Regions from separate parts of the Mus musculus genome. Here regions 1, 2, 4, 5 and 6 are each linked to region 3. The links are chromatin loops, found by intact Hi-C in ENCODE. Cell type or tissue: heart. All regions are shown on one strand.

What was found. Hi-C counts contacts between places; a loop is a spot of excess contacts. Peaks named below come from ENCODE experiments on the same cell type or tissue, not always from the same donor. Only the 100,000 strongest peaks of a DNase experiment are listed, where the experiment ranks them.
Region 1: it touches region 3 in a loop (8-fold over the local background); 25 of 42 quality-filtered maps call a loop at or near these places.
Region 2: it touches region 3 in a loop (10-fold over the local background); 33 of 42 quality-filtered maps call a loop at or near these places.
Region 4: a loop joins it to region 3, with 2.1 times the contacts of the local background. A loop is called at or near these places in 7 of 42 quality-filtered maps.
Region 5: a loop joins it to region 3, with 3.0 times the contacts of the local background. A loop is called at or near these places in 7 of 42 quality-filtered maps.
Region 6: it touches region 3 in a loop (2.3-fold over the local background); 3 of 42 quality-filtered maps call a loop at or near these places.

The regions. Positions count from the first base shown.
Region 1 is chr6:54,162,616-54,167,615 of GRCm38, reverse strand. The region is part of intron 1 of Chn2 (chimerin 2); the gene reads right to left. Among named protein-coding and RNA genes, the nearest start is that of 9530036M11Rik, 13 kb to the right of the region's middle. In heart, a CTCF peak has its summit at 2,609 (motif pointing right); a DNase peak (open chromatin) is centred at 4,605; H3K27ac peaks cover 292 bases; H3K27me3 peaks cover 342 bases.
Region 2 is chr6:54,226,356-54,231,355 of GRCm38, reverse strand. The region is part of intron 6 of Chn2 (chimerin 2); the gene reads right to left. Among named protein-coding and RNA genes, the nearest start is that of Gm15527, 26 kb to the left of the region's middle. In heart, a CTCF peak has its summit at 2,227 (motif pointing right); no DNase peak of the experiment used is centred here; H3K27me3 peaks cover 242 bases.
Region 3 is chr6:54,032,747-54,037,746 of GRCm38, reverse strand. No RefSeq gene overlaps it. Among named protein-coding and RNA genes, the nearest start is that of Chn2, 4.7 kb to the left of the region's middle. In heart, a CTCF peak has its summit at 3,109 (motif pointing left); a DNase peak (open chromatin) is centred at 3,096; H3K4me3 peaks cover 368 bases; H3K27ac peaks cover 576 bases.
Region 4 is chr6:53,959,271-53,964,270 of GRCm38, reverse strand. All of the region lies in intron 3 of Cpvl (carboxypeptidase, vitellogenic-like), which reads left to right. Among named protein-coding and RNA genes, the nearest start is that of Cpvl, 17 kb to the left of the region's middle. In heart, a CTCF peak has its summit at 2,068; a DNase peak (open chromatin) is centred at 40.
Region 5 is chr6:53,780,712-53,785,711 of GRCm38, reverse strand. No RefSeq gene overlaps it. Among named protein-coding and RNA genes, the nearest start is that of Tril, 38 kb to the left of the region's middle. In heart, CTCF peaks have their summits at 2,647 (motif pointing left) and 4,360 (motif pointing left); no DNase peak of the experiment used is centred here; H3K27me3 peaks cover 538 bases.
Region 6 is chr6:54,082,717-54,087,716 of GRCm38, reverse strand. All of the region lies in intron 1 of Chn2 (chimerin 2), which reads right to left. Among named protein-coding and RNA genes, the nearest start is that of Chn2, 45 kb to the right of the region's middle. In heart, no CTCF peak of the experiment used is centred here; DNase peaks (open chromatin) are centred at 2,336 and 4,906; H3K27ac peaks cover 455 bases.

The sequences.
Region 1 (5,000 bases), 130 kb before region 3:
GCAGAGCACCAGATGGAGACACAGGAAGCTCTATTGAAAACATGGCTGTGACCTGATGGGAAAATCCAGGTGTTCTGTCAGCTGCAGCTGGAACGCTGCGCATCCCAAGACTTTCAGCTCCAGGATAAGCCATCACGGTGGAAGCACAGAGGAGCAAGTGGAAAGGAATTTGGGGACTGGCTAATGAAGACAAATGAAAGATGGCATGTGTTCTACCTGGGTAAGTGACAACCGAAGAGGAACCCTGTAAACATCCAGGAGAGCCGGTTTCCATCCCTTGGCTCAGTGGAGAGTGACAGGAGAGGAGGAAACATTCCTGCCAGGCTTGGGAAATGAGGAGCCCTGGAAGCATTGGTCCAGAGAAAGACCTAATAAGGCAGCTGGAGGAGACCTTCCTACTCAGAGACTGTTTCAGATAAAGCTATGTGATTGCATCAGGGGATTGTCTCAGAAATAGGAGGGTTGTGTGGTTCCCACCTCCCCATTCTCCTTCTCACAAATGCCAGCCCTCCACTGCCACTTTTGATTTATCGATGCACACATTTGCAAATGGGCTGCAGGGGACTTCTTCCAGAGAAATTGCGTGAAAACAGGTTTCTCAGTCAGTTCCAGGGCAGCCACACAATGAGAAGGCACTTCAGGGTTTATAGTGTGATTAGCTTAATGGGTCCAGAATGAGTTGGGACCGATTGAGAGCAAAAGACAGTAACAGGAGTGGGGTGCTGCCTCTGTGTGACTACAGTGTCTGTGACAGGAGTGGGGTGCTGCCTCTGTGTTACTGCAGTGTGTGTGACAGGAGTGGGGTGCTGCTTCCGTGTGCACTGCAGTGTCTGTGACAGGGGTGGGGTGCTGCCTCTGTTTGTGCTGCAGTGTGTCTGTGACAGGAGTGGGGTGCTGCCTCTGTGTGACTGCAGTGTGTGTGACAGGGGTAGGGTGCTGCCTCTGTGTGACTGCAGTGTGTGTGACAGGAGTGGGGTGCTGCCTCTGTGTGACTGCAGTGTGTGTGACAGGAGTGGGGTGCTGCCTCTGTGTGACTGCAGTGTGTGTGACAGGAGTGGGGTGTTGCTTCTGTGTGACTGCAGTGTCTGTGGCAGGAGTGGGGTGCTGCTTCTGTGTGTACTGCAATGTGTGTGACAGGAGTGGGGAGCTCCTCTGTGTGATTGCAGTGTGTGTGACAGGAGTGGGGTGCTGCCTCTGTGTGACTGCAGTGTGTCTGTGACAGGAGTGGGGTGCTGCCTCTGTGTGACTGCAGTGTGTCTGTGACAGGAGTGGGGTGCTGCCTCTGTGTGACTGCAGTGTGTGTGACAGAGTGGGGTGCTGCTTCTGTGTGACTGCAGTGTGTCTGTGACAGGAGTGGGGTGCTGCCTCTGTGTGACTGCAGTGTGTGTGACAGGGGTAGGGTGCTGCCTCTGTGTAACTGCAGTGTGTGTGACAGGAGTGGGGTGCTGCCTCTGTGTGACTGCAGTGTGTGTGACAGGGGTAGGGTGCTGCTTCTGTGTGACTGCAGCGTGTGTGACAGGGGTAGGGTGCTGCTTCTGTGTGACTGCCTCCCTGCTTCGGAAGGTCTGAGATGCATGTTAGGCCACTGTGAAGCTGAGCAGACCACAGCGGCTAAATGGTGCCAGGCCCAATAAACCGCTGCAAACTGTTAGATGAGAAACCTTCCAGAGATTTCTTGTGAATGCCTCTCACCTGCACAGGTTCTCTGCACTGTCCTGAGAAATGGGGCCTTCTGCACTTTCTCTTTGAAAATGGGTTGGAAAACAAAATTAGAGTAGGAAATGAAGGTTTTGGTGTGCATCATCTGTGGAGCACAACAGGTGTTTTTTGTTTGTTTGTTTTTAACTCGTTTTGAGATTATAAAACAATTGCATTATTTTTCCTTTCTCCTTCCTCCCTCCAAATCCTCCCATGCACTCCTTGCTCTCTTTCAAATTCATGGCCTCTTCTATTAATTGCTGTTATGTATATGCATATGTAAATGTAAATATAAATGTATATGTGTACATAAATACATATTCCTAACTATAGCCTGCTCAGTCTGTGTGTGATGTTACTTTGATGTATGTTTTCTGGCTGACCATGTGCTTCCCGGGGAAGACTACTGCTCCCAGCATTCCTCAGTTGCCTACAGTTCTTTGTGTGGGCGGAAGGCCGCGTGGGCTTGTCCCATCATCCACTTTAGCATGACTATTGTTGTTGTCCTTGTTCTGATCGGGTTTTAAACCGTCCTGTTGGTAAGGCTTTATGGGTTTAGCTTTGGTCATTCCTAGAAAACCCAATCCCACAGCAAATTCCCTGATCCTCTGGCTCTTGTCATCTTTGCACCTCCTCTCTCACAATGGTCCCCGAGCCTTAGGTTTGGGGGTTATTCTGTAGCTGTATCAGTAGGGATGAAGCTCTAGAACTCTGAAGTTTGACTGCTTCTAGTTTTCTATAATGATCTCTGTCTGCCTCCATGGGTTTACTGGAATGAGCTTTACTTACAGGGAAGAGTTCGTGAGGACAAATCCCTGCAAGTTACCAGAATTTTCTAGATCTTTAGGCTGGGCCAGAAGATGAACTATGCAGAGATGAAGAGGTCACCAAGAGCCCTGAGCTGGAGTTTGTGGTCACTAGAGGGCACTGGGGCCACACGGAGCTTCTGGCTTGGGCCACTGATGCTGCACTGAGCTGTACTGAGAGCCTTCCATTCAGCAAGGGCTTACTGATGACTACCAGGGGGTTTGGTTGCACCAGCGCTCAGGAGAGACGGGTAGGAAGCTCTATGGGAACTGCTTGTGGTGCTTCCTTCTCATCTCATCTCTTCTTTTCTCTTATAGCTCAGTCACATTGGCTTTTCTCTTGGTCCTTGGATGCGTCAAGTTAATGCATATGGTGTCTGCCACATGACCAGCTTTCTGGAGTCCTCTAGACACTCTTCCCAGATCATGCACTCTCATTCTTCCCAGCGCCTTTGCTCTCTTGAGGATGTTTGACCGTGTACATGTATATGTCTTTGTTTAGTTATCTCCGTATAGTAGTGACTACCACAGTGAAAGCAAGGGTCTTGTTCTCTGCTGTCTATGTCACTTTCAGCCTACGGGGTCTCTTTCATGAGCTTAGACAAAGATGTCTTACTCAGGTAGGTGGCCCGGTAATTGAACAGAGCCTACAGTTGGACAATGAGAAGATGCCTCTCCTAGGGGACATGGATCTCAGCTATAGCTTTGTAGCCAGGCTAGGAGGCCCCACACTGACTTGGGTACAAATGGTAGAATTTGAAATTTTCTGATTACTATATGCTAGGATACATCCGTTATTAAGTCAAGCCCTGACTAATGAAAGTCAAACTCATAGTGCACATTTCGTGTGAGAAGGACAGCTAGAGTGCTATTTTCCAGACTTTGGAGAGTGGGTCTAGACTGGGTCATTCTGTCAGAGGTTGCTTGGGCCAGTCACCTCTGACCTTGAGTAGCCCTGTCCAGGGCCCTGCAATAACAGTCACAGACAAGTATTATTTAAACACAAGGATGAAGGTCCTAGAGAGAAGGATGAGAAAAGGCAGCTAGCTTCTGGTACCATAGCACACTGCACCTGCTTGAAGGGTCACTCAGCCACTTACATACAGAACACAACAGCAACAAGGACTGCCTTCTGGACAAACAGGCTGCTGGGGTATGACACACAGTCCAAGGTATGGCCTAAGACAGACAAGACACAAGAGACAAAGTGGCCTAGCCTGCTAGCTAAGGCAGATGCTGATATGGAAATTGGGGCCCCAGTGTGGCTAGAGATAAACTTAGAGAAGTAAAGAGGACTCAGAAAACCAAGAGTTAGAAGAAGGAGCTAAGTACTCTTTGCACTGAAAGGAGGGAAGAAGTAAACAGGGAAGATGCAGGACCCAGTGTGTGAGCCACAAAGATTATTGCAGTGTTGGTGTGAAGCTGGATTAGAGAGTGAGAGGAGGGGAATGAGGGAAGGTGAGTGGCAGTGAGATCAACCAACCAACCAACCAACCAACCAACCAACCAACCAACCAACCAACCAATCAATTATGTGAACAATCTGAGCTACAGTTGTATCAGTGGAAATGGAGGAAATGTATTTGATAGATGTTGAGACAGCAAATGAGTAGAGCCTGTGATAAACTTTTCTCTAGGCAGCGAAAATGGACATGGTACTGGCCTGGCAGAGGAAGACTGGTCTATGGCCTTGGCAGTGGGAAGGAGGGTGACTTCTTTCCTACAGTTGGGAAAATCGTGGAAGAAACAGGCATGGCAGATGGCAGCCCTCACTTTCCAATGTCAGAAAGAAGCAGCGATGGGACAGCCAAGTGAACACATTTGAGAGGCTTGCAGGACAGACAAGAGCCTGGCCCTGGGTGTCTATGAAGGGAAGGCCACAAGCAAATGGTGGCTGCAGACAATGAAGCACGGGGATGACAGAGGGTCAATGCTCAGTGCACAACAGGCCTCCGAAGAGCCTGGCAAGAAAGAACACAACCTTGGAGGGCGTGAGAAGGAAATGAGCAGACGGCAACCAGAGGGGAGAGAAGAAAGGGCAAGGCAAAGCCACTCAGAAGGGGAAGTGGCGAGAGGGGCAGAGGCCACTCTGGGGAGACAGGCCGGGCAGGAGGCAGGCCTGCTGCAGCAAGAGGGTGTGGGAGGGGTGAGGGCTGATGATCGTGGGGTAGGTGGAAGCCACAGTGTGGTGAGATGAAGGGGAAATGGAAAAAACAGAACACATGAGTGGGAGCAGTGGCAGACACAGAGACAAACCATGACAACAAAGGGGGCGACGGTTTGAGGTCCAGGAACATCAACTCGGTTGCCACCCTCAGTACCTTTGCCAAACCACAGCCCTTAGGGGCCTCTTCCCACCTAGTGGCTCTGTTCCTACAGAGTGTAGACTTTTCCCAGCCCTGTGCAGCTACATTCCTGGTAGGCGATTTCCCTCTCTGCCATTCCGTGCTTCTTTTCCTACGACTTCTTCAGAGACAGCCAGCCTCCACTTTGTTA
Region 2 (5,000 bases), 190 kb before region 3:
TACTGTATTCCTACTCACTGCAGTGAACGCTAGACTTTTTTGGTCCTCAGTTCTCACCAAACTCACCATTATGAGGACAGCCTGGACTAGCTGATCAAAATAACAATGAACCCGAATCTCAGTACCTTAGCTTTCTCTCTTCTGAAAGTCCACAGCAAAGCAAGCCAGGGATTCTGGGACAGAAGGAGCAGCTGGCAGGTGCTGGAATCACAGCTCCAGTTTTGAAAACAGGAGCAACTTAGTTTCAATACCAACATCCAAGACTCTGCCCAAAGGCTGAACCAAGAATTAACTAACAAATTACACCCTGGAGAATGCAGCCAGCTGCATAACAAATCTGCCAGAGGCTCAGAACTCTCCTTAGGACTCAACTTCTTTCTCTGCAAGTTCCATTCAGGGCTTACAGGAAACCTGTTTCTTGCCTAGTCCAGCGAGGCAGAGGGAGGGATGAAAAGTCTTCCTGAAATTATGGTGTTCTACTGGCAGTGACCGAACCACATAAAATGCCCACTCTTGAACCAATCAGTGGCCAGGGCAATGTGATTCTCCCATCAGCCTTGAGCTATAATCCTCTTCCAAGATGACATCTATAAACTGAGAATGTGTGGGATGAGCATCAGGGTACCATTTCCAGGAGGTGTTGAGTAGATTCTGAGTAGCAAAATGACAGCTATTCATTGTGGGAGACCGGTGGAAGACCAGGTGTGCAGACAGACACCACACAAGAACAGAAGGCCACACCTGTGCTGGGCCAGAGACACAAGACACCACCCCCATCTTAAGCTCTGAGCCTCAGTTTCTCATCTGTGTAGGGAGGAGGGAAAGGTCAGGTTGGTGGATCTTTATTGGCTATGCAATCACATCTCCATTCACAGTTTCTCCATCCATGAAGTCAACCAACCAAGGACCGGAAATACTTGGGTAACATGTATTTGAACATATATTAACTTCTTCTTGTTATAGTTTCCTAAGGGATGCATTATCACTGTGAGCTGCATAGATCTACATGTATTCACCGTCATACGTAACAGAGAGATACTTCACAACACTTGGGAAGAGGTGTGTGGTTCATGCAAACACTACCCACAGCACCAGGGACATGAGCATCTCCTGGAGCCAATTTCAGGTAGATAGGAAGGCCATCTGCATATGGCAGAATTACCAGGGCTCCATTCTATGTGGCCGATTCCTCTTCAGACCCACTGGAAGTGGGTCTGCACTCACAGAGGGCAACGCCTTTGAGAGTCCTGTGGGACATTATTCCTCCTCACTGTATGGCTTGGGTTAGGTAGCAGCCCAGGTAAAGCATCATTTACCTCCTCAGTCAAAGGTGATGGCTGTGGTGCGGTGACCCCTGAAACCACCCTGGAGACCTGCACGTGCATATCTTCCTGAAATCAGGTTCTTGGTTCATTGGTGTCTGTTATGAGCAGCAGGTTTTGGTGGGCCCATCAATGTTGGGAGCACCTGAAGGTCAGTCCATGATGCTAAACCAACGTTCTTCTAAGTGGTTGCTACTGTAACTAATCCTTAAGAAATTGCCCTTTGTTAAACATTGCTCATTTTGCATAAAGATTTGCCTGTAAACGTCTATATAAACACCCCTTCTCTTTGCAACAAATATCTGAGCCCAGGGCTTCCTTCCATACTTAAACAGTTTACCATCACAGGTGAAGTGCAGGATCAGACGTGTGACTCCGGCAGCCTCCCACTAAAGCAGATGCTGAGAGTTACATATACGCCAAAGCAATGCCGAAATGCAAACATTTTCCTTATTTTTGAAAGCAGGGCTATGCTTCATAAAATGCACCATGTATACTTGATGACCAGATGTTCCTACTGGTACTATATCTAAATAAATGAGTATTTAAGCATTTGAAATTTAATATCTAATATAGCAAATAGCAATAAGATATAGTCAAGTACTCTTTGGGATGTTCTGTAAGTTTAAACAGTCCAAGAAAGTTCTGGTGCCAAGAAGTTTGTACACTTCTGGCTCCCAAATCAGCCAGTCGGATCCCTGGGGCAGCCCAGGCTAGCAGAGCAGCTTTTGCAGCAAGCGAGCACACATTGAAAAACACCCCCAGCAACCTGACAGCCAAGTATGCGCTATAAACCCCAAAGAAGTGAGGATGCTTCAGCGAGTTCACTGCTGAAAAGTTGTTCATGCTCATTACTCCCACATCTGCCAAGTTTGATCTTTGAGGTTGTCCAAAGTATAGCACACTCCTCCTGTCTACCACAAGATGGCAGTGTTGCACAGAAAATAGCCAATGTTTGGGCCAAGTGAGGTTTTTTGTTTGTTTTGTTTTTAAAACAGGATATAAAGGAGGGTTTGTAAAGGGGCTGACACACACACACACACACACCTGTATCTCCTGCAGAGCTCTAAGCCTAAGAACAGAGAGGGGGTGGGGGGAACTGAGGCTTTTGGAAGTCAATCCAGGTCACAGATGACCTAACTCAAAGTCAGTTATTCCTCTACAGCAGGGGCTCCTAGCTCCTGCTACACATTAGTACCAATAGGAACTTCTAAAATTGCAGGCCTGGGACTTATACCAAGAGTTAAATATAAATGTCTGGTGCCTCTGTTCCTTCTTTCTTTTATTTCAGCTGGTGCTGAAAACCAAAGCCGGGACCTTGCACATGCTCGCCCGTCTCTTTACAAAGGTCAAGCATGGCTTCTGGTTGTTTTTGAAATTCCTCAGTAAATTCCAGTGTGCAGCCAAGGGTGAGGACCAACGCATCATACACTTTGTCACCACCAGTTACGTCTACTTGGGGCATGCAGAGTTAACTGCGGCAATTCCCGCACACCCTGGGGCCTCTATCAAATGTGCCTCCATGTGAGCCAGTGCACACCTGTGAAGGGCTGGGAAGGACGGCCAGAGTCTAAGCTAGGAAACAAGAGTCTCTGAAACAGAAAAGCAGCGAGCTGAGGTAGAATGTCCATCTTCTCTGCCTGGATCTACCTCCCGGCTCATGGCCCAGGGTCTCAGCCCGGGTAGCACTAGATAGGGGAACCTCAGCAGCCTCTGACTCCACAGGTCAAGAGGACTGAACGCGTTGTCTGTTGTTTGGTTGGTTTTCCTTCCAAAACTCTCATCTACATAAAGGGAGAGCTCCCCTCACCTTCACTGCCCCACCCCACAACCAGGTCAGCTGTTGCTCAGACCCCTGATAAATCCGTGTGGTTAGATTCTGACTTCAAAACAATAGCCAGTAAATCCTGGCTTCCTGAGAGCATCAAGCTAGTTCAAATCCATTCACGCAGCGATTCTCCGTTCCGTTTTTATGGCCGTGTGTGCGTGGCAGGAAGATGGATGACCACAGTCATTACTGTACCTGTCATTTTCACTAGCCAGGCTCCGCTCATCTTCATTTACCCTTGACTCCTGAGAGGAACCTGGTTATGTCAGTTATTTCCAAAGAACCTCCTGAGGAGAGAATTGGCAGTTTTTCTGGACCCTGTAATCCAAGCAGCTCTAGTCCCACCTCCTTTATATCAATGGTCCAGTCCCCACCAACGCCCCTCTGTGTGTCTGTGCTCCGCATGCATGTGTGTTCATCTACGTGTGTGTGTGTGCTGCGTGTGTGTGTGTGTGTGTGTGTGTGTGTGTGTGTGTGTGCCTGTGTGCTGCGTGTGCATGCCTGTGTGTGGGGTGCATGTGTACATGTGTGAGTGTGTATGTGTTCATGTGCATATCTGTAAGTGTGTGTGTGCTTGTGTGTGCATATGCATGGATGTGTAGGTATGAGGGGGTGTGTAATTGAATGCAGCTCTTCAGCTTGGCTAAAGGCACTGGTCAATGTTCTACTTAAATCTAATGGACACAGAGAAACTCAACATCCCAAAACCAAGCTCCCAAGCACAGCACACAGTCGTGAGCCCATCTGAGAAAGGGACTGTAGCATCGTCACATGTAAGGCATGCTGGGCTTCGGAAGCCAGTTAGCTTTGTACAGGATGCTATGAGAACCATGCTGACTAAGGGCATAAGGACTGCTGTGTGCTTGGGCTGGCTTCTCCCACGCTTTTCACTACCACACTCTCTCTGATTCCTGTCTCTCTTGCCTGGCCCCTATCAGTAGACTGGACCCTGGAGGCTGCACCCTGCTCCCTGCACTGTGCCCCTGGACTTTGGCTGGGTTTGCCCAATGGGAAGTGCAGGCAGAAGGTAGAAGGAGAGAAATTGGGGGCTGGGAGAGGGACAGTGATGTGGGGTATCAGTTCCCACTCCAGTTCTCATGAACCTTCCAGAATCTTCCTGCTACCCCTGGACCCTTGAGTAAGTGGTGGTGGCCCGCTCTGGATAATCCAAGGGAAAGTTTTCCAGTTCAACCAATTCTCTTGAGACTTCCAGCCTTCTGCTTCCTGCAGGGGTCCTGCTGGGGCCACTAAGTGTGATATGACTTCACTTCAGATCCGGCTGATTCAGGCAGGCACCTAGTGCTGTAATGGACACACCTCAGAGATCTTAATTATAAGTAGTCTACATGGAGTGAAGATTAAGGCAGCATTTTCTGAGCCTTTGAGAGGTTTCAGAAACACCCTGTGTTTCATGTTTCAGTCTCCTGTCATGTACAGCAAAGCATCTGCTCAGACGGTCTCTGGATCCCCTCTCCTCTGGGCCCTGGCTTCTCCTCATGCAGCAGGAGGCTCACAGCCCCTGGATCAAAGAGCTTGTCCAGAGAAGAGCCTTGACCTGGCTCTGGGTGCATCTGAGATACACTGATCTTCATTGTGAATTTGGCTCCGTTTGTGACATTGCATTATCTGCTCCTGCTTCATTCAACAAGTGTTTGCAGGTAAGCACTTAGGGATGTGCGGGGATTCGGAACCAGGAGTCACCAAAAAAAAAAAAGGCTTTCACCTGGATGCGTAAAAGCACCAGATCACAAGTTCCCCAGCACTGCCTGTGTGGATCCATCTGGAGCCCAGCAAAGATCGACCAGAGCCCCCGGAAGACCTGATCCAGTGGCTCTGACCACTGCATGTCT
Region 3 (5,000 bases):
TATTTACTGGGAAAATGTTTCATTTGTGGCCCAAACTTTCTATCTTTTCTTTTTTATGTAAGGTCCCAAATTGAGCAGTAAGTGATGGGCTTCATTATTTATGGTAAATTGCACAGAATGTCTGGTTCTATTTGTGCAGATTATATTTGCCTTCACAGAACTTTAGTAACAAAAGCAAAAGTGTGTGGGCTGGAGAGGTGGGTCGCCATTAAGAACATCTGTTGTTCTTGAAGAGGACCTGGGTTGAGGTGCCAGCACCCACATGGTGGCTTACAACCATCATTAACTCCAGTTCCAGGTGATCCAACACCCTCTTCTGAACTCTGTGGGTACCAGGAACCCAGGTGGCACGCATATGTGGAGGTTAGAATAGGAATGACCCATATAGACTCATGTGCTTGGATGCTTGGCCATAGGGAGTAGCACTATTAGGAGGTGTGGTCTTATTGGAGATGTGGCCTTGTTAGAGGAAGTGTGCCACTGTGGAGGTGGGCTTTAAGGTGTCCTATGCTCAAACTCCATCGAGTGTAGAATCCAGTCCCCTCCTTGCTGCCTGCAGATCAAGATGCAGAACTCTCAGCTACTCCAGCACTTTTGTCTGCCTGCATGCCACCATGTTCCCTGCCATGACAATAATGGATTAAACCTCTGAAACTGTAAGCCAGCCCCAACTAAATGTTTTCCTTTATAAGAGTTGTCTTGGTCATGGTGTCTTTACAGCGATGAAACCCTAACTAAGACAAACAAAAAGGCAAAACATATAGGTAAAATAATAAATTAAATATGTTTAAAAGCAAAGTATGGCCCAATGACTGTCTTCATTACTCCAAATTGTTGAAGGGATGGACGGCTTCTCACTGGGAAGGCACCACCACCACCAGGTAAAATCAGTGCAATACAAAAGTAGAGGAGAGCGCTTCCGTGAGGCCCAGCTTGTGATGGAGATCGCTGGTAAGCTGCTTGGAAGGGCAAACATGAAGCACCAGTCTCTGGACTGACAACTGAAAGGTGATGGCTCACCGGGACTGCTGACAGTTCATCAGCAGGGAAGATATAGCTGCTCGGGGCCAAGAAACCCTTTCTCCAATTCAAAGGCCAAGGGCCTTGAGTCTCCCTACCAGATGTTCCAGACCTAAAGTAACAAGCAGGACCTGGCACAATGTGTCAGTAGGTCCAGGAACCACTGGTGGTGGGACTTCTCATATAGCTCCCCAAGTGAAATGATAAAACCTCCGTTGTGTATTCAATTCACTCTGAATGGCATTACACAAGTCTGTATCATGTGAGATTTGTTAAAATCTAAGGTAATCTGGTACAGTTTTCTTAAATATTCCATCCACCTGCCTCCAAATGATAAAGGATCTTTGGAAAAAGGAGAGTTTGTCAATAATGGGCTCTGACATAGAATTTAAAATTGCCATTTTGCTTTGACTTAGCATTCGCCTACTTTCTTTTTGTATTTTTATATTTATTTGATGTGTATTTGCGTGTGTATTTGTATATGCACATGTTTACATGTGTTTGCATGCATATGTGTTTATATGTTTATATGTAAGTTCATATGTACACACATGTGTTTATATGTGTACACATGTGTTTATATGTATATATAGATGTGTGTGTGTGTGTGTGTGTATCCACATGAGGACAACTTACAGGAGTCAGATTTCATCCATCTATTATGTGACTCCAGGAATTGAACTCAGACCCAAGTCCTCAGGCTTGAGGGCAAATGTCCTAACTTACTAAGCCATCTTGCCAGCCCCTAACTATAATTTTAGCATCGATTTCATCACCAAATCAGAAATTCATGAAGCAAGCTGCCCTGCAGCCTAGGTAACTGGGGATGTCAAACCCAGGCAGCTGATCGGGCCCTACCTTCCAAACCTGCTTCCCCTTTCTAACTGTGCTTCCTGCTGTCTCCTTCTCAGCTGTGACCTTTTCTCTTTGTGTCCTGTGTACCTAGGAGCCATCAACAGTAGTCTCTGTCCAGGTCCTTCCTGTTGGCCAGTGGAACTGTGGTCAAAGTTCACCAGAAGGCACTTTGCCCAGAGAACCTTCTCCTTTCCCAGCCAGCTCTTCCATGGAATCCTCCCACACGGCTGTACTCCCTACCAACAGATTTCAGTTCTGTGGTGTCTTAACGGTATGGCTGGGTGTGATGACATTTTTCTCTCCCACATCATTAAAAGTTTCTCAGAGGGGGTGGGGAACAGGTTACTTGTCAAGCCTTTGTGTAATTTACCATGTCATGCACACAGTAGGCCATCAAGAGATATCTTCTGAATACATGAGCAAAGAATTGAATGGTTTTCCTCCGGGGGGCTATGATCACGATTGATGAACAACACCTCTGGGGCACAAAGGGCAGTGGACAGGTTTGTGAGAACGATCTGGCTTTGAAGAAGACCAGCTGAAATGGCAAAAGCAAAAGAGTCACATGTTTACAGCCTGGGCCCTGTCTCTCCATCAACCGGGACTGTTGTAACTCCTGTCATTTATTGCTTTCAGGATATTCTTACATTACTATAATCTGTTATTTTATTTTAGCGTTCCTTTGAAGCTTGAAGGCAGGCAGAACACGCCACAGAGTGAATGTATTGGGCATGCAGGACTGCCCTCAGCATTCCTTTCTTGTGTTTCTCCGAGAAGGTCATTTCCTTTCCTTGTGCTAAACACAGAATGAAATATTCCTTACTTGCAAGATTAATCCAGTGGTCTGCATCCATGGGAGAATTGTGGGGCTGTTTGTCAAGCAGCTTTAAATATTTTATGGCAAATTACTCTGGCCTGAAAAGTGGCCCCTTTGCTGTCGATTTTTCCTCATCAAAATCATTGCTGGGAGAACTGGTTCTCTTTGTAGTTCAAGCCCTGTTTCCTATACAAGATGCCTAACCCTGCTAGAAAGCACTGGCTCATCTCCGAGAACACGAGATAAACTAGAGGCAGATGCTGATAGCCTGCGGTGGCCTTAGAAGGCACAGTGAGAACCCAGCTGGCTTCCAGGCAAGGTAGCTGCCCAACCAGGAAACAAAGGGGAGTCCACACCTGGGGTGCAGACAAAGAGAGGCCGGCTGCAAACCCGATTGCCACTGCAAATCGCCAGCTGCTGGAGACCCCTAGTGGAGATCCCAACACTGCAGGCACAGATGTTCCCTGGAACGTAGTGCTGAGCCATGGAGGCAATGCCTCCAGCACACACACACACACACACACACACACACACACACACACACACACACACGCATGCACACGAGGACACACATGCATTCATTAGCTACACTCAAACGAGGGACAGACTTCATTGGCACATGGCACATTGCAGCTTTGTTTCCTAGCATTTAAGATTATTAAACTCTTTCTGCCCTCATTGTCCTCAGAAAAATATGAGGTAAAGGTAAATAAAGAAAGCTCCAAGGCTGCGAATGCAGACAGACTGAGTTTGGTTTTTGTGTCTTAGGATGGCATCTCTTCTCTGCTAACTGCTAATCTATTCATGCATTATGCAATCCATTCAGAAAAGTTTACCAAGCAGTCACTGTGTGCAGCAGTGTATACCAGACCCATGGAATAAAGATATAAGGAAAACCATATCCTTGCCTTGGGACCCCACAGTACCCTCTGGAACCCTCATACATCAACTGGGACCTGTTTAAACTGCAGAGTGAAATCCTCTGTTAGAAATCACAGGTGTTATCCATGTCAGTGACAAATGCCTTTTCAGGTGGAAAGTTGGCTTTTTTGATTGTTTGACACAACCTCTAAAATCAAGTGTCAAAAGCTATTTTCTAGATAATGGACATTTTCTCAGCCACAGTTTGGGCTTATCAGCCTAGGGGATCAAGTAAATAAATAGTATGCCAATACAGACATGCGCCACACATTGATATTTCTATTGGTAACAGGCTACATACATGTAGAGATCTCATAGGGACTATAATGGGACCAGCCCACATACCATCATGATGGCCATTGTAACTGTCATAAGAGAGTGACACAACCAGCTACCTTTCCTAATCATGTTACTGGGAAAAATTCCACCAGTGAGACAGAAATACAATTCCTGCAGCTATGTGGAGTACTCCTGATATTGACCAGAGTGAACATGTTACTGCTTTCTGGATTTGCTGTATTATAAATTTTAACATGGTTTCGAGGAGTATTCTCCCATTAAAACACAAAGCTTCATGTTAAATGGTGTGCTCTGGTATTGAGCCAGCAGCCTTGGGATCACTGGGTCTCTTGATGTAATGAAGAGACACTGGTAGGGACTGACCTCCCCACCTGGATGGAGCAAGCACAGGAGCACACCGAGACATTCCCTCAGCAACAGTGGCGCAGTTCTAAGAACGCATCTCATCAATAAGTGATGACTGTCCTACAAGCGTTCTTGGCCCTCACCCACAGAAAACCAGAATCAATATTTTCACTTCTTTTCCCATGATAGCAATAGATTCAACAGAGGAACAATCATTTTTCTAAGGAAGTGAATCCACACTGGAGGAGAGCCAGCATCCAAGACCTGAGCCCATCTCAGTCTTCTCTACAAGTCGCGGACCATTTGAAAACAAAGCCTAAGCAAGTGATTCTAGAGAGGTTGACTCTGTATCCTGGCAGCCTGACAGACCTGTGTTAGTTTGTCATTTGAGCAAGTTCCTTAGGCTCAGTTTCTTGGTCTTTGAAATGGGTTTGGTTCTGAATCCTAGATTACAGAGTATGTGGTGACTGAAGGAAACAAGAGCTCTCTCTGATACACAGAAGCCTGCTGGGGAGCTCTGGCCTTGTTTGTGCCTTAAGGCAAGTGTGCTGGGCCTTCACTTACTCTCTCAGAAGAGTGTGGAAGGATTGTGGTTTGTGGCAAAAGTAATTTTCATCCATTTCAACTATGTCGCCCATGTAGTGGGGGTAGTAAAACCTGTAATCCAGGCCTGGGATTTGGAGATAAATCCGAGTTCAGATCCTAATTGAGCTATATCCCCTCTGATAACCTTGGACAAGGA
Region 4 (5,000 bases), 73 kb after region 3:
CACTCAGAGCATCCTCTGAGTCATTTTCTGTATGCTGTTTCTCAAATTAGTTTCGTTTTCCTGTTATTTCTGCGAGATTCCCCTGTTATTGTCTACAAATCAGTGCATAATGAATTCCAGAAGTCAAAAATCAGTGTGCAGTGGAAATACTGTAGGGGAAGCAGCATGCTCTGTGCCTGGGCTGGGGGCTGGGCAGCACACTGTACTCAACAGAAGCACACACCTCTGGTGGCGGCTGCTAGGAGCTGTGTGCCAAAGCCCCTTGATCCTTTGCCTGAACCAGAATTTAAGGCTTAATTTTTGGGCTGGACATCTTTGCTTTTGACCACTGTGTGTCACATCCCTAGAAAAGTAATCTTAGAAGGTCCTGGGGTGTAGAGGTTGGAAGTGGGGCCTCTTGAATTAGCCGAGCTTGTATGCATATGATGGGGCAGCCATCACTTACCCACATTTCCTAACAGCATCAAATATCTGCCGTCTCAGTTCACAGTGAGACTGCCTGACCTGGGTCTCAAGACGAAAGAGGCTATGGAGCCTGCTGATTAGAGGAATCCTGACTCACAATAAACACCGCCTTTATTGTTATGTCCTTGTGACTATTATTGCCATTATCTCTTTGGTGACACCAGTTGCCACCGATACTGACCCAAATGAATTATGGTTTGTGGGCTTTAAAGAAAATAGAGGGAAATTGCAAATCAGAAGGCCCCAGTCATCAGGCAAGAATGTGGATTAATTGCTACTGGATAAGGAAATTACTAAGTGAAATTGGGATTTGTCTCGCTTCAGAAGATAAAGAGGCGTCTGAGGTTGCCTTCATTGGCAAGAGATAGCCAGGTTTTGACCTTATCTTGTAGGAACACCAGTAATTTGAGGTGTTCAGAGTTAGTCCAGCCCCTTTCCTGAGGTCCATCCCATGTTCTTCTGGCAGAGACAAGGCATGACTCCTGGTGTGTGTGCTTGTTTGTTTGTTTGTTTGTTTGTTTTGCTGGGGGTGGGGCAAGTGCTTATAAAGGAGCTGGAGACTGTGACATCTGTGAGGTTAGTCTGGGACCAGCCTATGAAGAGATGCTCACTCAGGAACCTGCAGGTTGGACCTTCCAAAGTCAGATAGCAGGAAAATGAAGGTGACAGAGGGTTAGGCTACCAAGAACTCGGAGCTAGCTATCAGAGAATACCAAAGGTTGGCCCTGATACCCTTGGTCTAGATTGGTGTTTTCTGGTAGTGGAGACAGATGTTTTAAATCGTCCTGAGAATCCACTGGGCAGCTTGTCTTGGGAGTAGAGGTGGAATCAGAGGCCCCCGATCTGTGGCCTGTAGCCAGGTATACTCCCTCCTCAGAGGATGCGAACTTCCTCAGTAGCAGAGTATGTGTGGAAGAGAAGAGAGGATCCAGACTTTGTTGCTCATTAGAATCAGCTGGGAGCTTCAGAAGAGCGACTGCTGCTTCCTCTCCGGCCCCCACTCATCCAGGTTCCAGAGATCAAAGCAGCATTTCTAATGCGCTCCATATCTATCCTGGTACAGCTTGTCAGAGGTCTTGAACTTAGGGGGAAAAAAAAACCCTGGAGGTCAAGCTACAGGGACTGTTCCAGGTCTGCAATTCTTAGTTGTTTAACTTGGAGTCGGGCATTTATTCTCCCTGGGGTTTGGGGTTTCATTAAAGTAGGGACTGTCAACCTAGTTGATGTCTATGTCTGTATCTTAGTTCTATAAGAGACTTTCAACTAGAGCTATCCTGCCAGACATCACGCTGTCTCTGACCCACAGACAGCACAAGAGATGCTATGTTATCTTAAAAAAAAATAACAACAACAACAACAACAACAACAAAGCAGTAACGTTTGGGTGGTGAAGGCCTTGTTCCCTTGGGGTGAGCTATGGTATTTTGTGACAGTTGGCATCTACTTACTAAATCATGGGATGGAGATCTAGGCAGTGGTGATTGCTGCATGAGTTGGGCACAAGTGTGCATCCTTGCTTGTTTGGCATCTCTGGTCTAATTTACCATGACCCACAATAACAGCTTTAAACATTTTTGCTATTGGGTGGCTATGTCAGTAGAGGACGCTGGAGGGACACCAGGGCCCAAAGCTGCCTTTTTCTGTTCCTTGTTCTGTGTTTTGCTGCTCAGTTCAGGGACACTCTGCCTTATTTGTTCACTCAGACCACCAAGACCCTCTGCCTAGGTGACCATCCAGCTGCAGCCAGCTTACAGCCAGGAAACCCAGGGAACTTAGTCACCAAAGGTTTGATCCCAGGCCTTCTTCAAGGAGGTCTGGAGCACACCTTAGGGAGTCCACACTCCTCCTTATGGGACTGACTCTCAGTATAGGCACTCTGCCCTCAATATAGGACACTCTAGACCAGTGTCCTCTTTACACACCTATGGAGAAATCTCCATTGTGTGTGCTTTTTTGTTTGTTTGCTTTTGTCTTTGTTGTTGTTGTTGTTGTTTTTTGTTTTGTTTTGTTTTGTTTTGTTTTGTTTTGTTTTTCAAGACAGGGTTTCTCTGTATAGCCCTGGCTGTCCTGAAACTCACTTTGTAGACCAGGCTGGCCTCGAACTCAGAAATCCGCCTGCCTCTGCCTCCCGAGTGCTGGGATTAAAGGCGTGCGGCACCACACCCGGCTTGTGTGTGCTTTTTGTACAGTGTTCCCTGCTCCCTGGAAGACACAGGAAGCTTACGGGCATGTTGATCTCGGGTCAGCTTGCTGGCCTTCTGTCCAGTTCTCCTCGATGCTGACTGAGTCCCCTATGGCTATAGTAGACGTGTGTCTTGGAGCAGGCGTACACACCAGTGTTTCTGGCTTAACAAAGTGGCTGGTTAATCACACAGGAAAATGACTCTGTGGCTCCTGTCTTATCTTGGGTCCTGAGTGACATCACCACCCATTCTTTCTCTCAGGAACAGTCTGCCGCAAGGAACCGAGAATGTTCTAGAAAGATCTCAGGAACTGGAGCAGCCAGTGTGCCACTGACTCTCATTCTTGACATGTCAGTATGCTTTCCTTCCTCAGGCACTTGGCCAACTTGGTCAAACCATAGTTTCCAAGCTTCCATGGCCTTAGTTATAGAACCAACAAGGATTCACTAGTGTGTGCCTAAAGGTCTAGTGTGATTGGCCAAGTTCCTATCAGGTGATCTTCCTTGATCCAATCAGCCAAGGATCATGTGATATAATATGGCCAATGGGCCTTTGCTATGCTGAATGTAGGGACCAGTTCTGTGAAAGGCATGTGGGTCAAAGGATTTCTCAAACTATATTTATTGCAAGTGGCTACAGAGCTACTGGGTCAGCATCTTCATTGATGTTCTTGAGGCACCAAGGATCTGAAATAGCAAAACCATATGAAACAAAACAAAGTGGCCATAAATTGTAAGTTATAGACCACTCTATTAATATGTATATTAGGACTCTGCAGAAAACTTTGTGTGCCCAATTGTCCATTGGGGAAATTAAAATTCTACACAAAGACTGAGGTTATTAACTTTTCCAGTCATCTTTCATCTTAGCTAGACTCAGAAATGAGACCAGACTCCCTCATTCACACTGCCTCTCACATTCCTTCTAAGCTATAGCTTTCTTGCCTGGGGCTTGTTATCTCCTGGGATGTTTAGGGAAGAGCCTGGTGAGGAGTCTACGGGCTTGAGGCTGCCTCTTGATGAGGAGATAAGTCAACGCTTGATAAGAGCTCAGAGGAGGTTGGGGATGATCTAAGAAGACAGGGGGAGACAACTGAAAAAGTTAATTTTCCCTATGAATGATCACAGTTTAAAGACAGTTTAATGTTGTCAACAGGAAGCACTGTGAACAACCTTCCCTGGGAACACATGGCTGTCGTAAGCAAGCTGTTCACATGTGTTGGGACTATGTGTGTAGAATTAAAATGGTTCTGCCAAGCTACTCAATGATTCTGGTTACAAAACTAATTGCTTTAAATAAAAATCCTTTTCCTTGATCAACATGGCGTGGCAGCTGAAGCATCGTAGGCAGAGAGATCTGTGCGGCAGGGTGGGGGTCCACTCAGATGCACCGGGGGGGGGGGTGTTAAGACTTTACCTTGGGTACTAATGGCTTCACTTAAGAGAGAACATGTTACGTAAAGCAAGCAAGCCTCCAGTCGTTGCATTTAGAACTACAGAGAGGGTGTCACTGAGTTACCACAGCACACTTGCCACTTTAAGCCTGCCTTGAAGTCTGGCAGTGGTGGGCTGTTGCATCCTCTTTTCTAGAATGGTGTTTCTTAGTGGAAGGGAAGAAAGGGTTGGCTAGAAAAATGTATGCAGATTGGGTTCTGGCCAAAATACTGCCCCCACACGTGGTAAGCTGTTTAATTCCCTAGAGCCACATCAATGGAATTGTCTATGTAAAATACAACCACTAGTTAGATTGTTTTGTTTTGTTTTACTGTATTCTTTTTCTCAATTAATTAATTAATTAATTAATTCATTCATTCATTCATTCACTTTACATCCTGATCACTGCCCTCCCTCCTGGTCCCCCCTCCCCATATATCCCCTCCCCCATCTCCCCTCCTCTTCTCCTCTGAGAGAGTGGAGGCCCCTCCCCCTGGGGATCCCCCCCATCCTGGCGCATCAAGTTTCTTCAGGGTGAATCCTCTCCCATTAAAGTCAGACAAGGTAGCCCAGCTAGAAGAACATATTCCACATAGAGGCAATAGCTTTTGTTATCGTCCCTGCTCCAGTTGTTCAGGACCCTCATGAAGACCGACCTGCACGTCTGCTACATATATGCAAGGGGCCTGGGTCCAGCCCGTGCATGTTCTTTGGTTGGTGGTTCAGTCTCTGAGAGCTCCCAAGGGTCCAGGTTAGTTGACTCTGTTGGTTGTCCTGTGGAGCTCCTATCCTCTTCAGGGCCCTTAATCACTGGTCAGATTTTTGTTGGCTTGACACAAACACCTGGGAAGAGGGAATGTCAATTGGAGAGTTACATCTATCAGATTGGACTGTGGAGTATTTTCTTGATTAGTGATTT
Region 5 (5,000 bases), 250 kb after region 3:
GAACCATTAGAAGAGTAGAAGGTGTCCTGGCTACACACACACACCACACACATCACCCCCACACACCACACACACACACACACACACACACACAGATACACAGACACACTCATACAGACACACACATACATACACAGATAAACACACATGCACACACACACAGACACATACGTACACACACACACACAGACACAGACACACACACAGACACACACACAGGCACAGACACATACACAGACACACATACATATACACAGATACACACACACACATGCGCGCACACATGCACACACACACACAGACACACACACACACACACACACACACACACACACATTCTAGATCAAACCCAGAACTGCTGAGCTATGTGCCCCAGCTCACAATTTGCCCTCCTAAGAGGGCCTCATGTGAGTCCCCTGTCTCCCTTCGCAGAGTGGACCAGTTGCCAAGCCTCCGTGTAACCATGTTCTCCTGCCTCTCCCCCCCCCCCCCTTGCTTCCTTTGCTCCCACTCCTCTCGCAGGAACACGATGCTTCAGGCGGGTACCAGGTGCCTAACGTGGCAGCTTCAAGATTGATGAGGGATCTTTTACAGCCTTCTCAACACCGAGGGCAAAATATTAAACAGGAGGTAAAGACACTGGTGAGACAGACTCAGTCTGAGAAGTCCGAAGCTCAAATGACTTAAAGAGCTCACTTACAAATGCACATGTATTATTCATTCATTACATCATCAATATATGAATATTAATTTAAAATGAAAAGTGGACCCCAAAGCTGGATATGGTGGCACAGGCCTTTAATCCCAGCACTTGGGAGGCAGAGGCAGGTGGATTTCTGAGTTCGAGGCCAGCCTGGTCTACAAAGTGAGTTCCAGGACAGCCAGGGCTACACAGAGAAACCCTGTCTCAAAAAACAAAAATCAAAAAAAGAAAAAGAAAAAAAAAGTAGACCCCAAAAAGCTCCTGGGCCCTTGGAGGTTTGGATCTTGTCTCTCCTGAAGATCTCTTTAGGGTTTTTACCAAAACTATCTAATTAGAATTCCTTGCCTTAAAAAATATATTTCATGTGTCTGAGTGTTTTGCCTGGATGTGTGTTTATATACCACAAGCATGTGGGGGCCCTGCAGGCCAGATTCCCCTGGATCTGAAGTTACAGATGGTGGCGAGCCATTATGTGGGTGTTGGCATTGAACCCAGGTTCTCTGCAAGAGCAGCCGACGATCTTAACCATGGAACCTGTCTCTCTAGCCCCGGGAATCCTTTCCGATGGAACTCTGGCTTCCTTTCCTGGCCAGGAGTCCATGGTCCTTTCTCCAACCCACAGGCTTGTGCTGAGGGAGAGTCTAGAAGTTATAGCTTCACTTGCTGCTTGGGATTCTGCTTCTTGTCTCAGGCGGTACCTACTCAGGGTACCGCCAGCCGGGGACTGACCATCATCACAGAACACACCCTAGAGGGTGAGCACAGCAGCGTGTGTGGCCTTGGCTAGATCTGGTTTTAACCAGGGCCATACAACTGCTGAGTATGAACTTGAAGCTCAGGATGGACAGTTGTATGAACCTGAAGTACTTCATCTCTGGAACACTGTATTCAATGTTTTCATCCAAACAGCAAGGGTAATGAAAAGAGATCAGGTGTATAAAATAAAACTGGTGGTGAGATGCCTCACACCAAGCCAGCACACAATGAACCTTTCTTTGCCTCAAAGAGAAACGGATAAAGTTTGTAATGCAAGTTGTGTGTGTCTTCACACTTGCCCTACCCCCTTCCAACCCTGACTGTAAGAGACATGGAATATCATTGAAAAACCCATTCCCTAGTTCATGTTCTCTGGCTTGCCTTTTCTGCTGTCTGTCAGATTCAATCCATCACAATGTAATTATATTATCCATCGCCTTCCCTAGGAATAACAAGTGAGGGCATGGGAGTTTGCTTTCTGCAGTTTCTGTATCGTCGGAGACTATGCTGTAGACTTCAGCTCTGTGGCTGAAGGGCACAAGTAATAAACTGCCTTACTATCCTGTGATGGAAGTAGGGTGCCTTAGGGATTGCATGGTGGTGACGGTGATAGCAGACTTCCTTGTGGTCCTCCCCTTAGACGTTGTCTGCTCTGGTCACTGGAGGATGAATGAAAACCTTATCATTCTACTGTGTGGGAGAGCTCAAAGGCCAGACTTGCAGCATGGCTGGGTAAGGTACAAACAGTCGTGAGACTTTCTCACAAGCCTTGGTGAGGTGTGGGTGGACACACATGGCTCCGTGCATCGGAATGCTAAGGAAACCCGTCCTCACCTGCTTCACTGGGTCCTGGGTAGATATACTAACAGAGGTAGAGACACTGTACGTCCAAGGGTGCCTAACATTGCCGAGAAAGGCTTCAAGAGTCTCAATGTTAGGGATACTTTAAGTGTGGCGTCTCAAAAGCCCGCCTCTTGGCAGTAGCTCCTTCCTACTCTATAGGCTTGCACTTTGGCGTTGCCAGGTATAGACACTAATCCTAAATATTCAACTCTTTTGGCTTATTACATTCAAACTAGGTTAATACTGGGAAAACCACAGGTTTGGGGGCCCTCATACATTTAAAGGCAAAGGAAGCCAAAGGGAAGCGTTTCTCTAAGTGCGATAAAATATCGCCACCTTGTGGATTTACGGCATATTGCGCGTCACTGTTCTCTGGCCTTTGGATTATCAATTTGCCTATCAGTGGTCAGAATCAGGCCCCAGGGAAGCCAGGGAACACACCACCTCTGAATGGTATCTTAGCCCTTTGTTTTTTCATATAGAGTCTCACTATGTTTCCTTGGACTCAAAATTGTCTTGCCGCAGCCTTTCGAATGCTAGGATTTTAGAGATCTTTTTACTACCACGCCTGCCTCCCTTTTTCTTTGAATTTTTAATGGTGCAGGATTCACAAATAATCATCAGAAAGTCTACTCTATGCTTAGATAAAAAGTGTTTTTTAAATATATTCATCTACAAAATATGTGGAGATGATCCTAGTTGAATGAAATGCAATGGACTCCCCCCACTGGGTTTAAGGGCACCTTTGGAAGTACCCATTCATACCTGACATGCGCAAGCTAGAACTTCTGTGAGTGGCCAAAAACTTAAACACTGATAGTCTGCCTCACTGTTGGCAATAGATAAGAAGACCTAATTCTTTGAAACCTGTCCTCTCCAGAGCTTCTGGCTCTTCTGTTCTCCTTGTCTCCCTTCCCACAGTGTTGCCCGGAGCCTTCCCAGTGCAATTGGTGCAGTTGGTGTGGTTAATAGAGATGTCCTGTTTAGGGCCCAGCAGTCAGTCACTTTGTCAAGTTCCGCATCACGCCACTGACTGTTGCCCACGGCCAAGGGAAGCTTCATTAAGCAAGCTTGAGAGAAGTCCTGGTCTATAGATGTAAAGAAATATTCAGAATTATACAATTTAACAGCATAATCATTTAGTAAAAATAGCATATGCTCTCCCAGGCCAGGGGCTTTTGACCAGGTTCTAGTACCTGGCATGACATTTCCTCCAACAGAACAGAGTTCAAAACTCATCAAAGTGGCTTATTACCCGAAAACAGCCATGCCACTATGGCAGAAGTGGGCAGATATTGCCTGGCAGCTCAGCATGGAAGGATGCGAGGTCTAGCGCTGAGAAGATCTTTATTTTTTCCCACCAGGAGCCTGCACAGACCACAGGCACTTGTGAAAACGAGCCAGCAAGGAGGAAGTTCTCCAGTTAGTGTGAGATTGATTTCTCTATGTCCTTATAGCCAAAGTGTGTGGTGACGTCATCTGCTGCATCATACACTTGAAATTCTCAAAAAATAAGAGATAAAATTAAAAGCTAGACTTAGGTTGTCTGCCTATGCTGGAAGCAAGAAAGCAATTCTGAGCAGAGGCACTGTGGTGGAATGGGCTTTCAGAGCAAGGCCTGGGAGACCATCCCAGCAAAGAGTGGGGCTCTGTCTTTTAATTTATATTTTAGAAAGAAATGGGCTGTGAATAACCACAAAACTAACAACAAGTCATGGTGGTACAAGCCTGTAATCTTGGTTCGTGCTTGAGGGAGTAGAGACATTGTGAATTGAAGGCCATTCTGGGCTACATGCAAGGCCCTGACCCTGAGTCAGTCAATTGATAAATCTGCCTACCTATCTCTTATCTGTCATCTGACTATACTGTGGTTTCTACAACTCTTTGTTTAGAAAACCATTTAAGGCATTTACCTTCATGTCTCTTTTGACATTTATGTTGGATTTATTTACTTATTTAAAATACCAGTCAATGCACACATTCAAGGCAGGAATCAAGCCGTTGTCAACAGGGCTAGAGGACTTCTACTCAATCATGCTGAGAGGTTGTCGCCCTCTGGTGGCCATTGTGTGTATTTACATATTTAACCCAAATTTAATGTGGTAAGGAAAAAAAAAATACAAGCCCTTTCTGGGTCTCTGAGAGTTGTCAAGTGCACATAATAGCCTTGTTGAGACCCGAAGCTACCAGTAAAGTTAAATCATTCTTGCCTTCATTAGTCCACCGCTGTCCATGAAGGTGTGAGTGAATTCTTATTCACTCACCTGGTATATCAGGAGTCACTTTGGACTGTGGGACTCAGGCACACCAAATTGGCAGTACTGTACTGAGCCGGGAGCCCAAAGCCCCAGGCTGCTCTCTGCTCTTATGACGATGGGAACAAACATGGAAAATGTGGGCTGGATGGGTAATGGGGCAAATAACTGGGGCATACTCATATGGTTCATTTAAAACAGAAAGCCCCGCTTTGTGGTGTGCTTAGTAGACTCTTGTGCACACAGCTGTTCGTGTTTGCATGCACGTAGGAAGTTCCAGAAGACTAGATGCCAAACCGGTAATATCACCGAGATGAAGATGTCAGGAGAACTGACACCTTTTCTTTTGAATTTATCATCCATTCATTTTCCAGCATAAATTTGCTTTTCCTTTGTAGTTAAGCAAAATAAAAATGCAAAAGGAAGACAAACATGTGCCCATC
Region 6 (5,000 bases), 50 kb before region 3:
TCATTTTGGTAATGGATATATAATTTCATTTTAGCAATGCAGATAAGAGGATATTTAAGATGAGAATGGATCAGCAAAGGTGTTTTAAATGGCTAACTCCTGGTATGGAGCCATCCCTGAGACTGACTGAGCACTAGAACTGTTGACAGCAGGTTGAGCCAGCTGGACCTCTGGTGCTGAAGAAAATAGCTACAGGAGACAAACGGATAATAAAACCCTGACCCTAACTTGAATTGAACTTCAATCAGGAAGCTACTGGGACTACAGATGTATTTACAAGCCATATACTTTCTTTATGGGCAAGACTATAAAGATCATTGTGAGAAATTATTTTATAGCTAAAAATGATGCTTGCTTGACTTTGCATTTCTATATTTTTTAAAGTTGGAATTTATATTCATAACTTGTTCTTGATTTTGTTCTTCATAGCTTTAAAACATAACAAAAGTAAATGTTACATCAGAATATTTCTATTGTGCTGTCTGAAGAGTATCATCCACACTGAAGTGGCTGTTAACATCATTGATTTCCCGGGAGCTTCCGTATAGAAACAGATGAGTAGAACGACTGTCTACATTCGAGGAACTTATAGGAAGCAGGGGAGTCAGAGACAGAGTAGCACCAACTGTCTGTATCCCACTGTATCCTGGGGGCAGAAGAAGAAGAAATTTTTTTTTTCAGTACTAGATCTTGAACTCAGGGCATCAGCATGCTAGGCAGCTGCTCTAGCACAGAGCTATACCAACACCCATTGGCATCCTATCTTCCCTCAAGGAGGTAACCACAACTGATCTGGACAGAAGAAAGAATTAATGAGAGAAGATCTAACAGAACCTGAAATAGCATGGCAAAGGCCCTGGTTTCTGGTCCTGTCTTATGTTCTACTATGTTATCATATGAGTTTAAAACTCAATATATTCAAGGTCTGGCTCCCAACTTACTATAGTGCCCCCACCCACAGGGGAACTGAGAGTTGCTTGTTTAACAAGTTCCCCAGTATATTCTTCTGAGGGAATCTACTGATTCTGTGGGAGCCTACTGATGGAGGGAATCCACAGGAAGGATGCAGAACACAGGAGAGTCTAGGTTGGAGACTTAAAAGACCAGAGTTCAGAATGTGAGAACCAGGGAAGATCTGTGGTAGAGAAACCATCTTTTAGGGAAGGCTATCTGATAGTGGTCCAAAGGCAAGCCTAACGGGAGAAGACTCCAGACAGGACAGTCATCCCTTGCCTGTGAAGGCAGTCAGCGAGAGATGCAGGGCCTACACCAAGGTTCCAGCATCAGAAGAAATAAAGGCCACTAACACTGGTAGAGACCTGGCTGGTGAACTACGGCAGATGTAAAGGGCTGGATCGGTAGGGAAGCAGGATGAATGCAGGTCTGACTGTGAGGTCCAGAGTTCCAGACAGCCAGATTAGGGCTCAGCTCTATGGTCTGGTAACCAATCATCATGTCCCCCCACAGACTTCCACCATCACCTCCAGCAGAGACGGATGGAAGACAGCTTTTCAATGCTTTGGACAGGCTCTCTCTCCAGCCTGCGAATGCCCACTCCACCCCCACCCCGGCCACCAGTTCACCTCACCGTCAGCTGCCAGTCTCTATATCTGCTCTCCAATCTGTACCTAACCAAGGCAGTGAGCACAGGGCTCCCATGTAACAATGCCTTGGCTATGAAAACAAAGTCTCTCCACAAAACAGAGAGCTCTAACCCTTGACCAGCTGAGGCTGAGGAACGTAGAGGATGTTTGGCTTGTTTGATTTTTGTTTTGTTTTGCTTTGTTTTTAGTTGGAAAAGCAAAGCCATGGGGAGGGAAGGCTGGCCAGGTAACAATAGAAGCGTGTCCATGTTCCTGTCCCCATGGGTCAGACTGTGATAGCGTGGAGGTCAAAGCCAGAGAAGAGAAAGCAGGGACTTTTGAAGCATCCTGGGTCATGCTAAGCGTTTTCATCTGTTTTCTCTTCTTTTCCATAACCCAGGGGCTGGTAATCTTGTAGGGAGGAAGCACGAACAGGTCCCTGTTCTTCTGTGCCCAGGCACAGACCTGGATAATGCTAAGGTGACAGGGTGCTCTGTGAGCAGGGTGGCTCTGCAGCTTTGGGTCACAGCAGTCTTGAATATTCTGGAATCTGATTTAGGTAGAAAGCTGCCGAAGCATGTGGTCCCTGATTTGGTGGGGGAGGTTGGGAAGCAGGAAGGGGCATCCTCTGCAGTACAGAAGACAGGAAAGGCCTGTTCTGTCTTCTGCTGGTTGTAGTACTGAGTAGTATCAGCGTTATTTAAAAAGGAAAGCCTGACGTATATGGTACTAGCAGACCCATTGGCCCGCACTCACCTCACTCTGGTTATACCAGTGGTGACGTCACTGTCTACTCAGGCCTCTGAGCCTACTGACCTCTCCCCGAGAGTACCCATTTCTCCCTCAGCTTGCCAAAACCATTCATCTGCCATGTTCAGCCAGCACGTCACCACTTCCATGGAATGTTCTGGGCCACTCCCTACGTGCCAGAGTTTATCTTCCTCTAGTCTCTAACATTTGACACTTGACTTCATCACGACCCACACGTGACACGTGGCACTTTACTGTTGTACACTGAGCACTTGTGTCCCTGCTAAAGTCCTATGTTGTTGCCCCCAGGAGTGACAGTACCAGGAAATGATTAGGTCACAGGGTGGAGCCCTCAAGAGTGAAATGAACGCCTCTATTAAAGGACCACAGAGAAATCCTTTGTCCCTTTTATTTACCATATGGGGTTAGAGTGAAAAGGCAAGCCATCATCAGACACCAAATCTGCCAGGGCCTTGACCTAATGTCTGGTGTTCAGAAGCTGGAATGGATCATTATGTCCTTAGGTCATTGGGGTCACTACTCATTCTCATCTTGGCCTTACTTATCATTGAATCTGCAGCAGTTGTAAGCAGCTGCCCAGGGCCACTGGCAAATAACAAAGTCACCAACCTACTAATCAAGCACTGAGTCAAAGCTATACCATACCGGTCAGAGCCTGACCTTGATTCTCCACTCTAGAAACACTAGGGGTGGGGTGGGGGGAGGCACAAAGTTGGAACACCCCTCCAGAGGCCCATTTTGGCTCCTCTAGCAAGTAGGCTTTCTCTGGGAATTGTCCACTCAATACGATTGCCTGTCCCTCTCCCCCAAAGCTGTGCAAACTAGGACCAGTTACAGGGCAAAAGGGAAGAAAGCCAAACACTCTAGAAATCTCTTGCTTTAGGCAAGAAGCCATTCTCTACAACATAAACCCAGACAATGGCCTCATCTTGGGCATCACCACAGCCCTCCTGTAAAACAGGGAGAAGTTATCCTACACTGGGCTGTTACCAGGCTCCTGCCGAGCACTCCATGAACACCTGTGGAATGGAACAGAATTCTCTGGTCACTTCTATTGTGTGTTTTTTACCTCTCCCTAGAAGCACCCCAAAGGATGAATTGACCTTGGCATTCAAATGCTCATGTTTCGTCTGTGCACGGGGGGCCCACACTATCAGGTTCCCAGTTGGAAGCAACAACTCTGAACTTTGAAGGAGGCAGGCCTTCAGAGAGACCCTGCATGCCTGAAGTGTGGGAAGCTTTTCCAGAAGCTGAGAGACAGAGGTAGGGAGAACACTCCACGCAGCCTGAGGAGGGAGCAAATGCGTGGAAACGAGAGAGCAGAAGGAAGCTCGATGAGCTGTCCGTCCTTGCTTGTGTTCTACCAGAGAGGGACTGCCACTCCTAGGTGTCCCTCAGAATCACCAGACCACCTGTGTGGCCGTAGGCAAGTTCCTTCAACTCCCAGCGCTAAGCTTTATCATCAATAAACAGAGATAATTCCTTGAAGAACTGTTCTAAGGATGAATTGGAGATGGAAAAATATGATAAAGGATGTACATGAAATAAATGCAACTTTTTAGCAATTGTTGTTATTACTGACATGCCATACTCTCCTTGAAGGTATTTTCCCATTTGCTAATCCCCCACTAAGCATCCAACAGTGTATTTTGCCCAAATTTGATGGGTGCCAAGTAAGTACTTAGCTAAATAAGTCTCCTTGCCACTACATTTCTCTCACTGTTCTGGTGGGTTTTTTTTGTTTTGTTTTGTTTTGTTTTGTTTTTCTTTAAAGAAATTGTTTGTGCCTTTTTGTTACTTTGATTATACATTGAAAAGCACAGTGGGGGCATGAAACATGAGTCCTACCACCATGAATTTACAAACTAACTTGGGACCATATACCAAAGGTGGTAAGTCTAAAGTCATCAAGGCCCCATAAAAGAAGTTCTATGGTGCTTTCTATCTAAAAGAATGAAGGTTATTAATAAGCAACAGAAGAGAAGAAGGCAGAAGTCACTGCACGCACAGAGTATTTAGCTGAAGGTGGAACACTGGGGAAAGGTTCTAGAACCTGTGGGTAACCTGCCCTGGCCAGTGTATAGCAATCTGGCCCGTAGAGCAGTGTAGACTCAGACTGAGAGAGACTTAGAGGTCTAGACAAAAGATTCAGTTCTCAGGAACAGTGGGCACACAGGTGGCATCGCTAGGGACCCTGGCAGGACTCTTTCTCAGCCAGCTCAGAGCCAGCCTTAGCAGCCCCAACAGTCCCTGCTAACAGGGGTCTCTGCTCCGGGAGGTCAGACGCAGTAGCACCTTCACCCTGGAGTCTTCATACAGAAAAGCTTCCTAGAAATTCTCACAGCAGAGCAAAGGGAGATCAGTCCACTCCAAGAATAATAACTTGTTGGAGCATCACTCCATGGCTCTGTGTGAGAGACAAGCTGTGTCCTTCATGATGTCCTGGCTTCAGTCCCCAGAGAGCAAGGGTGGTTGACCACAACACCTTGGCTTTCTCTGCCAGCTTCTCCTCCCAGCACTTTCTGCTCTGTGGAAATTACAAGAGAAAGGAGAAGAGGAAGTCCCACACTGGGAAGTGAGAGTGGGTGGTGGAGCATAAATAAGTAAACACATCACTTACGAAGAAGGCGGGGAACAGACTGTGGG